Regions from separate parts of the Homo sapiens genome. Here region 2 is linked to region 1. A link is an interaction called in ENCODE POLR2A ChIA-PET data of the cell type or tissue named here. Cell type or tissue: OCI-LY7. All regions are shown on one strand. Each heading gives the region's core, and the rest is flanking DNA. Links, peaks and the distances in the headings are about the cores only.

What was found. Peaks named below come from ENCODE experiments on the same cell type or tissue, not always from the same donor. Only the 100,000 strongest peaks of a DNase experiment are listed, where the experiment ranks them.
Region 2: POLR2A ChIA-PET joins it to region 1 with 5 read pairs; 5 of 35 experiments call an interaction of 5 or more read pairs at or near these places.

The regions. Positions count from the first base shown.
Region 1 is chr18:8,974,780-8,983,191 of GRCh38, reverse strand. No RefSeq gene overlaps it. Among named protein-coding and RNA genes, the nearest start is that of NDUFV2, 120 kb to the left of the region's middle. RefSeq lists an enhancer at 5,553-6,084. In OCI-LY7, for the core only: a CTCF peak has its summit at 3,921; DNase peaks (open chromatin) are centred at 3,708, 4,591 and 5,141; H3K4me3 peaks cover 1,012 bases; H3K27ac peaks cover 2,496 bases.
Region 2 is chr18:8,713,662-8,716,161 of GRCh38, reverse strand. All of the region lies in intron 1 of MTCL1 (microtubule crosslinking factor 1), which reads right to left. Among named protein-coding and RNA genes, the nearest start is that of GACAT2, 7.3 kb to the right of the region's middle. In OCI-LY7, for the core only: no CTCF peak of the experiment used is centred there; no DNase peak of the experiment used is centred there.

The DNA of each region.
Region 1 (8,412 bases), core at 3,622-6,121:
TGCCATAGGCACTGTCCTCTGAACGCGGCTCCCAGGGGAAGGGCCCTTCCTGTGAGTCCTGGGTTTATGGACCTGGACAAGTAGGAACAGGAGCAGAGCAAGCCTGAGAATGATTGAAATGCTGCCGTTCTGTCCAGCAGAGCAGAAAACTTGCGCTTGGGGAACTGAACTTTGAGAAATGCAAAGTGCCTGGGTGTTCCAGGATGAGCACATTGGAGCTTAGGTCCCTTCGTTCCTGGTAGTGGGAGAAAGCAGCAGATGGTTCAGCCTGGAGGCAAAGAAAGAGCCCAACAATTACGGGGAAGCTCAAGGTCAGCACAGGGTTAAGGCCAGAATCTAACCACAGATGCATATGATTTCAGCTTTCCACATGCATTTGTGTTGAAAGTAACTGTTGGAAAATTGTAGTCTGCTCATTCCAATAGTTCTTTTAAAACCATCCACATGTTGTTCTTAGTAAAGTCTGTGTCTGAAAACCCCTGTAAGGCTCATCACGCTGAAATGCCACCAAGTACGTCCGTAGGCTGAATTGTACATAGCATGTGAGGGCGCTGTTGCCATCTGTAAAACACAACATTCATTTTAAAATGTCACTTGTCGATCACATCAGTACACTCCGGCCTGGGCAACAGAGTGAGACTCTGACTCAAAAGAAAAAAAAATGTCACTTGACAATAAGGATTTTTAAAATGAATGATACAGGCACTGTTAATGAGACCTATGAAGTTTTCTAATGTTACAATGGCATCTCATACTTGAAAAGGTGGGGAACCGTTGCCTTAAAGATCTAGCTGAGGCCGGGCGCAGTGGCTCATGCCTGTAATCCAGCACTTTGGGAAGTCAAGGTAAGTGGATTACTTGAGATCAGGAGTTCGAGACCAGCCTGACCAACATGGCGAAACCCCGTCTCTACTAAAAATACAAAAATTAGCCAGGTTTGCTGGTGGGCACCTGTAATCCCAGCTACTCAGGAGGCTGAGGCAGGAGAATCGTTTGAACCCAGGAGATGGTAGTTGCAGTGGGCTGAGATCACACCACTGCACTACAGTCTGGACGACAGAATGAGACTCTGTCTCAAAACAGAAACAAAAACAAGTCTAGCTGAGGAGGTTCCTGGAACCAGGTAGAACTGCCACTCAGCCACCTTCATCATTAAGCTACTGTACAGACAAGGGAAGCTACCCTTTGAGTCTGCATCTGTTTATCATGTTCCCTAGTACCTGGTACTGCCCCAGGAGAGGTTTCTCATGGGGCACCTGATATATCTGGTCCCCCTCCCAGGCCTAGGAATTACCAAGGCAAACTATAAAAAACATAATTTTTTTAGACTGGATTTATAAGATTTATTATACAAGCACATAGAAAGTCCTCTATGGTACTTATGAGAAGCAAACAGCCAGTAAAAAGCAACAAAAGCCACATTAACAGTGAGCCTAAGTAGCTATTGGAACAAAAATCAATGCTAGCCTGCCTGGGTGCGGTGGCTCACGCCTGTAATCCCAGCACTTTTGGAGGCTGAGGCAGGCGGATCACTTGAGGCCAGGGGTTCGAGACCACCCTGGCTAACATGGTGAAACCCCGTCTCTACTACAAATACAAAAATTAACCAGGTGTGGCGGTGCATGCCTGTAATCCCAGCTACTCGAGAGGCTGAGGCACAAGAATCGCTTGAACCCGGGTGGCAGAGGTTACAGTGAGCCGAATCGCACCAACTGCACTCCAGTCTGGGTGACAGAGTGAGACTCTGTCTCAAAAAACAAAAACAAAGTAATGCTAGCCTGAATTGATGGGGGTATGAGGGGGTTCTGTAAGGCATAAACTGGTCTGGGCAAGAGATAGTTGGGGCCACTGATGAATTGTTTGCTTTCTACTACTGCCGACGAAGCATGGATGATTAGTTCCTTATTATTTCTGCTCCTAGGCTGTCTCCAAGGCAAGCTGTTTCTCCTACTCTCTGTACAGTCCATGAGACTAAGCAGGCACTTGACCTTAACTGAGGTTCCCTCAGTTCTGTCCTGTTCCTTTTAGTCTGGGTCCATTGGGTAGACGTGGCCTGTTCAAACAAACCATTAATGAGCACATCTCCGGCAGGGCATTTGGAAATAAAGTCAGAAAGCCAGCGAATGGTTTGGCCTTTTCTTCCCATCTTTCCATCCCCTGCTGGGATTCACCTCCTCCTCTTGCCCTGGGGCCTCCTGTGCTCTTTCTTCTTCTCAGCCTGGTTTTACCCTCCTCCAACCGCTGTTGTTGCAAGTAAATGAACTGGAGTGGAATCTTTGTTTTCTATCTCAAGGGTATTTGCTTTGAAAACCTTTTCTCTTGCTGTGGATCAAAATATCCTTTGCTCCTTGTTAAAGTAGATTTAGGCTCAGTGGCTCTGGTGGAAGAGGTTGTTTAAACTCCGTAAACCACACAATTACCAACTTTCTTTTTCTCTGTGTACAGTGGTCCAATGGACAAAACTCGGGTGAGTAACAGTGACGGTGGTGACTCTGTGGGTGTTCATCTGAATCAGGTGCTGTACTGAGCACTTTGTCCCATTATGGCTGTGGCCCTGAGGCGGGTATTCATTTCCTATTATGGAAAAGGAAAGGAGGCCTAGTGAGGTTAAGTATCGTGCTCGAGATGACTCCAGAATTGAAAATTCCAACTGTCCCACCCTGAACTTCTAATTCCCTTCAGGTGATCCTCTTCTTTTCTGAGTAGCATTGATCACGTCTCCTTTCTTCTTTAACTTCCTTGTTGATTAGTTTATTGCATGCAGTCAGTCTCTCTGCCTCTTCCATGTTCCCCAGCGAGAATCCACCTGCTCTACAGGGGCAGGGATTTTTGTCGGCTCACTGGGGTATCTCAAAGGCATAGATTACACACACAGTAGGCACTGAACAAACATTTGTTAAATGAATAAACAAAAGTAGCCAAGGTAAGATTTTGCACTTTAGCACCAACTTAGATAAAATAAGTAAAAATAACCTAAAATAATCAAAAGGGTCAGAATCTAGTTTTGAGCACAGAGTTTGAGGACAGCCACTCATGAAGCACAGATTCCAAAGAATGGGAGTGAGTGTTCCAAAGTATAGAAGTTTGGGATCATTTATATGGTCAAAGTTTAGGGAAGCTTAATAGAATTTCACTATCTTTCTATGTAAGGCTTATTGCATAGTTACAATAATCCGATTTGGCAAGGTAATTTTTTTTTCTTTTTGGGAAAGGTATATTTAACATTCCACAGTGCAGATGTAATAGTCAGGGGTCTTTTGCACCACTTGGTCTGAGTTGGGTACAAGATAATAAAGGTGGCAGTTAATCTATAATGAAGAACAGTGATTAGAAGCAGGGGAGGTCTGGTCTCTGTTCTCTCTTAGTCATTTACAGAACAAGAACAATGAAGAAGAGAGTTCCTCTATAATCTAAGAAACAGAAATTGCAAGCACATACTATGTGACTCAGGTCACAGTCGTATCTCTCTCAAAGCTTAAAGTTTTTTAAAAGCTTTTACATTTTATTTATTTTCAAAGCTGTCACCAAAAGCCCTCAAAGCCCTCAATTTTTCTTTTCTTTCTCTCTCTCTCTTTCTTTCTTTTTTTAAAGAAAGAAAGATATTCAATTTACTTCTTCTGTATCCTGTCAGAAAATAGTGTTTGGAGATTCTATGCAGTTGAAGCAACCCATGTGGCCTTCCTCTGAATGAAGTCACCAAGCAGCTTTGGATTTCCTTCCACCCACCTTACATGGAGGTGTTTTCCATTGCTTATGGCCACAGATAACCATACTCATTACAAGAGTTAAGCTTGGCCAGCAAGGTGGCTCATACCTGTAATCCCAGTGCTTTGGGAGTCCCAGGCAGGGTGATCGCTTGAGCCCAGGAGTTCAAGATCATCCTGGGCAACGTGGCAAAACCCATAGACAAGAAGAGTTGAGCTTCTTGAGTGTCACTGTGGAATGCGTTGGTGCCACCTAGGGAATCACATTGTAATTTTCAAGACCCACTTATGGGCATTTCTCCTTTTTAGCACTGGATTTTTCCACACTGCCACTGGCTTTATGTATGCTTCTGCTCCCAGTCCCAGTCACGTTTGTAAACAATCTCTCACCTCTTCTCCAGACCTCCCTGCCAACTGCCTTCCAAAATGAACCTGACTCTGTGGTTTGAACACATTTATCTGCCTGCACGTCCTGTGCTATTTTTCTGTCTGCGCCTTCTATAGGGTTGTTCTAGAATTATTTTTCTCTGTATGTGGGAGTCTATGTCTGCTTCAATGCTGTCTTACATAATTATTCCCTCTAGTCATAGAGTTCTCTACTCATATAGTTAGCTTCAAAAAAATTCCACATATAGTCTCCCATACAACTCTCCCACCGCCCATGGGGTTGGGCAGGTCAGGTACAATTATTGAGCTATTTTACAAATGATAGCCTGAGATGCAGGAGAGTTAAGTGTATTTCCTAAGGTAACAATGCGAGGAAGAGGCAGAACGGGGGCCAGAACTCAGTTCTGCAGAGGCCAGGCTCCAGGCCCTTCCCACTACACTGCTGCAGCTCCTCATGGCCCCTCGGCCATGCTCCTTGTGCAGTGGCATGCACCGTCAGGTGCTTAGTAAATGCTTTGCAAAGCAGGTGTTTCCTGAAGCTGAAGTAATGGTCCATGTGAACGGTATAAAAACAATCAAGCTAAGGAACAAAAATATGATCCAAGGCAATCAGAGAGGCTTAAGGGCATCATGTGAGATGTAAGGAATAAATAGATAGTAGATCAGGTGGAGAGCAGATCATTCTGATGGTGAAAGGACAGGGACGGGTTGAGTGAGGCAAAAAAGCCTTACACGGGAAGAGTGATTTTCACTTTCAAATAAATTATCTCCTTTATTCCTCAGACCAAACTTGTGAGTAGATGTTAGCAGAGTCTCTGTTTAATTTATAAAGATTTTGCATATCTTTATACATTTTTATAAAGAGTTTAGTACTTTTTTCTCCCTCCAACACCACTCAACTAATTAGAAAGGCCCGTATTCAAAGCAGCCCCTCTGACTCTAAAGGCTGAATACTTTCACTCTAGGGCAGGACATAGATTGTTTTGTCCCCCAAGAATGCTAAGTAAGCCTGGGTCCTCATGTTAGATCTGTGTTGTTCTTCTATAGCAAAAATGGCTATCTTCTTGGTTTCTCCTTTTTTACAGTAGGTTCTAGAGGGGCTGGAGGGACTTGGTAGTACACATTACAGATATGAGTTCAAATCTCTGCTCTGCCACTAACCAGCTGTGGCAGCCGTGAGAATTCAAGGAAGTTATTTCCTTTCTCTGTGCCTCAGTTTTGTCACCTGTAAAATGGGGATAATCATGTGTCCAACACACAGTATTATTTGCAAGCCAAAAGTAAAATTCTAAGTGCCCCCCAACCAAATGAATGGACCCCTCCTCTTGGCCAAAGGCTTTCTAAAGTAAACCTGAAACAGGCCATGATGAGAAGGGGGGTCAGACACTCCTCATTACACCTTCTTCCCTTTGGAATTCAGGCATAGCTGACCAACAGCATTAACATTAACAGAGACATTGAGACTGCCAAAACAGACTCTTTGTAGCAATAAGATACCAACATGACAGATAGTAGGCCCTGATAGAAATCAAAGTATTTTACCCCAAAATACATTTCTTTGACATATTTTGAAATGGCCTTGCAAAGCTGTCTCTGGGGAAAATCTACATTCAGTAGAGGATCTCTTTCCCTTTCTAAGTCTTTTTCCTGACCCAGGAGAGAATTCACTAAGAGTCCAGCACCTTTTTAAGGCTGACAATAAACATTTACAACCTACTCCCTCTGAAGCCTGCTACCTGGAGGCTTCATCTACATAACAAGAACCTTGGTTTCCACAACACTTCTCTTAACCCAGACCCTCCCTTCTGTTGATTACAGGTCTTTAGATAAACTCAACCAATTGCCAATAAGAAAATAAGGAATCTACCTAAGACCTGGATGCCCCCACCTTTGAGTTGTCCCACCTTTTTGGGTTGAACCAATGTACATCTTACATATATTGATTGATATCTTATACCTCCCTAAAATGTGTAAAACCAAGCAGTTGGCCACACCCGGCCACCTTGGGCACATGTTCTCAGGATCTCCTGAGGATCAAATGAGATGTATATAAAGTGCTCAGCACAGAGTTTAACATCTAGAAAACCAACAATGAATATCCACTGTTGTCATTGTGTTGTATAATAAAGAATGTGTCTAGTTTTTGTTTTAGGTTCCGGGAACATGGCGTCTGAATCCGAGTGATAAGAGTATCTGTTATTCATGGTGGGCCCTTGGACCACAGCAGAGTTTATGCTAACAAGGTGACTCAGGATGGGGCCAGTCTTGTGGAAAAGCCAGTCCTGTGATTAGAGAGTTGGGGCTTTGAGTCACTTAATACAGGCCCAACCTCCTGACCCCTGGAGAGGGATGCTAGAGATGGAGTTCTATAACATGGTCAATGATTCAGTCAGTCACACCTACCAAATGAAACCCATTCAAAGCTCCAGACACCTGATGATCCCCCTGGGTGTTGGTAAACACATCAGTGTGCCAGGAGGGTAATGTGCTCTGATGCTGTGGGAAGAGGGCATGGCAGCTGTGCATTCAGGACCCTCCAGACCTCATCCTGGGCATCTATTTATATGCTGGTCCTGACTCGTATCCTTTATAATAAAACTGTAATCCTAAGTACAGCACTTTGAGTCATTCTAGTGAATTATTGAAACTGAAGGAGTCATGCAAACCCCGAATTTGTGGCCAGTTGGTCAGAAGTGCAGGTAGCTTTGGGACCCCCAAACTTGAGACTGATTCTGCAGTAAGGGGTGACTTTTTTTTTTTTTTTTTTGACAGGATCTCTGCTCTGTTGCCCAGGCTGGAGTGCAGTGACAAGATCATAGTCACTGCAGCTTCCAACTCCTAGGCTCAGGCAATCCCCCTGCTGCAGCCTCCTGGGCTGCTGAGACTACAGGTGTGAGCCACCAAACCCAGCTAATTTTTTAATTTTTATTTTTGTAGAGATAGGGTCTCGCTATGTTGCGCAGGCTGGTCTTGAACACCTATGCTCAAGTGATCCTCTTACCTCAGCCTCCTGAGTAGCTGGGACCACAGATATGTGCCACCATGCTTGGGTAATTAAAACAATTTTTTTTTCAGAGATGGGGTCTCACTATGTTGCCGAGGCTGGTCTCAGACGCCTGGGCTCAAGCAATCCTCCTGCTCCAGCCTTCCAAAGTGCTGGGATTGCAGGCATGAGCCACTGCACCCGGCCAGTGAGGGCTGTCTTGACGGGGACTGTGCCCTCGGTCTGTGGCATCTGTGCTAACGCCAGGTGATTAGTGTGAGACTTGAACGGCAGTAGTACAGGTTTCTATCACTGGATGAGACAATGTCTGACTGGCAAGAGAAACTAGATGGTTACAGAAAAAGAAACACCCCCCAGAGGGCCAGGTCCTAGATTGTAGGGGGAGGAAAAACAGGCCATGTTTTAGTCAGAAACTCAAATTCCACAGAATCTAGTCCTCAGTCTTCTTTGGATGAAGAAAGAGGGTCTCTTCTTGGATGTTTCTAGGTGTGGAGATGGGAGAGTGGGACAGAGCAGGGATAAGGAACAATATTAGAACTGTATCCCAATTTAATTTCCCATTTTTATTTGAAAGTAATGTAATATTCTGAGGACACAGCAATTTTTTCTAGGATTAAAATAATCACTATGATATTATTATCTTATTTAAAAAATTTAAAAAATTCTTGTGAGTACATAATAGGTATATATATTTGTGGGAGTCATGAGATGTTTTGATGCAGGCATGCAATGTGTAATAATCACATCATGGAGAATGGAGTGTCCATCACCTCAAGCATTTATCTTTCGTGTTACAAACAATCCAATTACACTCTTTTCATTATTTTTAAATGTATAAGTAGGTTTTTGACTATAGTCACACTGTTGTGCAACCAAATAGTAGGCCTTCTTCATTCTTTTTATGTTTTTTGCACCCATTAACCATCCCCACTTCTCATCTACCTCCTACTATCTGTTCCAGCCTCTAGTAACCAATCTTCTACCCTCTATGTCCATAAGTTCAATTGTTTTGATTTTTAGATCCCACAAATAAGTGAGAACATGTGATGTTTGTTTTTCTGTGCCTGGCTTGTTTCACTTAACATAATGACCTCCAGTTCCATCCATGTTTTGCAAATGACAGGATCTCTTTTTTACGGCTGAATAGTACCCCATTATGGATAATATTATTAATAATAAATAATATTTATATATAACATATATAAATAATATTAATAATAATAATTTAAAAATTCCCAAGGTGGCTTATTTGAAAATTGAATGTATTTTGAACAATCTATATTTACCTGGGCATTGGGCATCCTTCTAGGCTCTCTC
Region 2 (2,500 bases), core at 1-2,500, 260 kb after region 1:
GATGAAAATATTAAAAGTATAAGATGTCCTAATGTGTCTTAAGAAAGATCAATCTTAACACTGAAAATGTTGTGAACTCGTAACCAAGTTTCATTTCTTTTTTCCTCCATGGAAATCTCTCCTGGTAAATCCTGGTCCTTGTGGGAAGATCTGCTGGAACTGGAAGTTACTGGACTGAGCATAGGAGCTGATCAGCTGAACACACATAAACAGAATGGGTGGTTTGGGCTCTTCAGGGGACCAGAGAACACAGCTCTTTCAGGACAGTGCTTGACAACCTTCTGCAAACCTTCCACAAACAGGAGGTTGTTACTGATGCCTGATCACTGAGGCTTTGAAGACGCCCTATGGGAGCTGTGCCCCTGCACTACCCACTCCTAGAGGAGGTCAACTGGAGACTGAAAGCTTTAAAATGAGCCTTGTGGTTGTCACTCTTTCGATAGAGTGGGAAGTTAGTTCTGAATCTTCAAAAATCAACGTCAAGTTTGATTCACACCCCATCCATGAAACTAATGGATCAGACTTTGAGAAAGAACCTAACCGCAATGCTTGTTTCTGAGTAAAGAGGTTAATTGTTTCACTGAGTCATTAATACAAATCAGTTCAATACAAGCAATAATCACTAAATGTTCAACACTAAGTCAATATCTGTATATGTATATGTACATGTATATCCACACATACAAATATACAGTGACTCTGGCCATTCTGTTCATGGAAAGAATGGTTTGTGATTGCTTTTCTTTCCAGAAAGCCTGCCAAAGTCATTAATGCCTGGGATTATCGGCAACTAAGACAAAAGTTTTTAAAATGCAATATAGCCCTAAGATGCAAGATACAGCTTCCAGGTATAAAATGTCTCTAGCTTTCAGACTTTGCAACTGGAGAGCCCACATCCACCCTAATGTTAAATGCTGCATTTTCATACAGATGTTACAGGCTATGAAAACTGTTCAAGGGCTAGATGCACCCACACCTCCACATCATTGAGCAGACCAGATGTAAATAGCAATATTTTTTGGCACAAATAATCACCAACATTAGTTGTACTGCAAATAAAATTAGGGGCCGGGTGCGGTGGCTCACGCCTGTAATCCCAGCACTTTGGGAGGCCGAGGCGGGCGGATCACAAGGTCAGGAGATCAAGACCATCCTGGCTAACACAGTGAAACCCTGTCTCTACTAAAAATAAAAAAAATTAGCCAGGCGTGGTGGCGGGCACCTGTAGTCCCAGCTACTCGGGAGGCTGAGGCAGAAGAATGGCGTGAACCCGGGAGGTGGAGCTTGCAGTGAGTGGAAATCGCGCCACTGCACTCCAGCCTGGGCGATGGAGTGAGACTCCACCTCAAAAAAAAAAGAGAAAAGAAAATTAGGGAGAGATCATATGATATGGTTTGGCTGTGTCCCCACTCAAATCTCATCTTGAACTGTAGCTCCCATAATCCTCACGTGTCACAGGAGGGACCCAGTGGGAGGTAACTGAATCACGGGGGCGGGTTTCTCCTCTGCTGCTCGTGACAGTGAGTAAGTCTCAAGAGAGATCTAATGGTTTTATAAACGGCAGTTTCCCTGCACACGTTCTTACGTGCCTCCATGTAATATGTGTCTTTGCTCCTCCTTTGTCTTCCACCATGATTGTGAGGCCTCCCCAGCCATGTGGAACTGTGAGTCCATTAAACCCTTTTTTCTTTATAAATTACCCAGTCTAGTGTTTCACAGAAGTATAAAAATGGACCAATGCACCATAACGGCATGTATTTAAATCACTGCTCTTATAATTCATATTTTACCTAAATTTACAGAACAGGCGTCGTTTATTAAGCACCTCACCCTCATTACTAACCCTACAATAACCCTGTCAGGAACACATTATGCAGTTGATAGACAAAAAAACAAAACTGAGGCTAGTTACCTGTGTCCAAAGCTTCACATCTAGTAAATTGAAGCCACACTGCAAACCCAGGCCTGTCTGCTTTCAATCACACACTCTTTCGAGTAAATACCATAAATTATTTGCTTCAACCTGGACAAATGAAACAATAACAGACCTTCAATTGTACTTTTAAAAGTCCACCATCAGTGTAAAACAAAAAAAGCAGCCTAACATTTACAGCTCGACAAGTGACGACACAAAGCATATCCATTAGGGCAACTGGTTCTTAGGAAGACACTGCAACGTGCGGTAAAGATATCCGTGCCCCTTCCCCGCTTTTTTTAAAGAGACAGAGTCTCACTCTGTGACCCAACCTGGAGCGCAGTGGTGCAGCCATGGCTCACTGCCACCTTGAGCTCCTGGGCTCAAGTGATCTTCCTGCCTCAGCCTCCTGAGTAGCTGGGATTACAAGCACATGCCACCATGCCTGGCTAATACTCCCATCTTTAAAACGAGGAAACTGAGATTCTAAAAGTATAAATGGCTTTCCACCATTATTGGTCTGCTGCAGCAATAGGACCAGGGCCAGTGTTTCAACTCTTCCCAGAGAGCCTAGAAAAAAGTAAT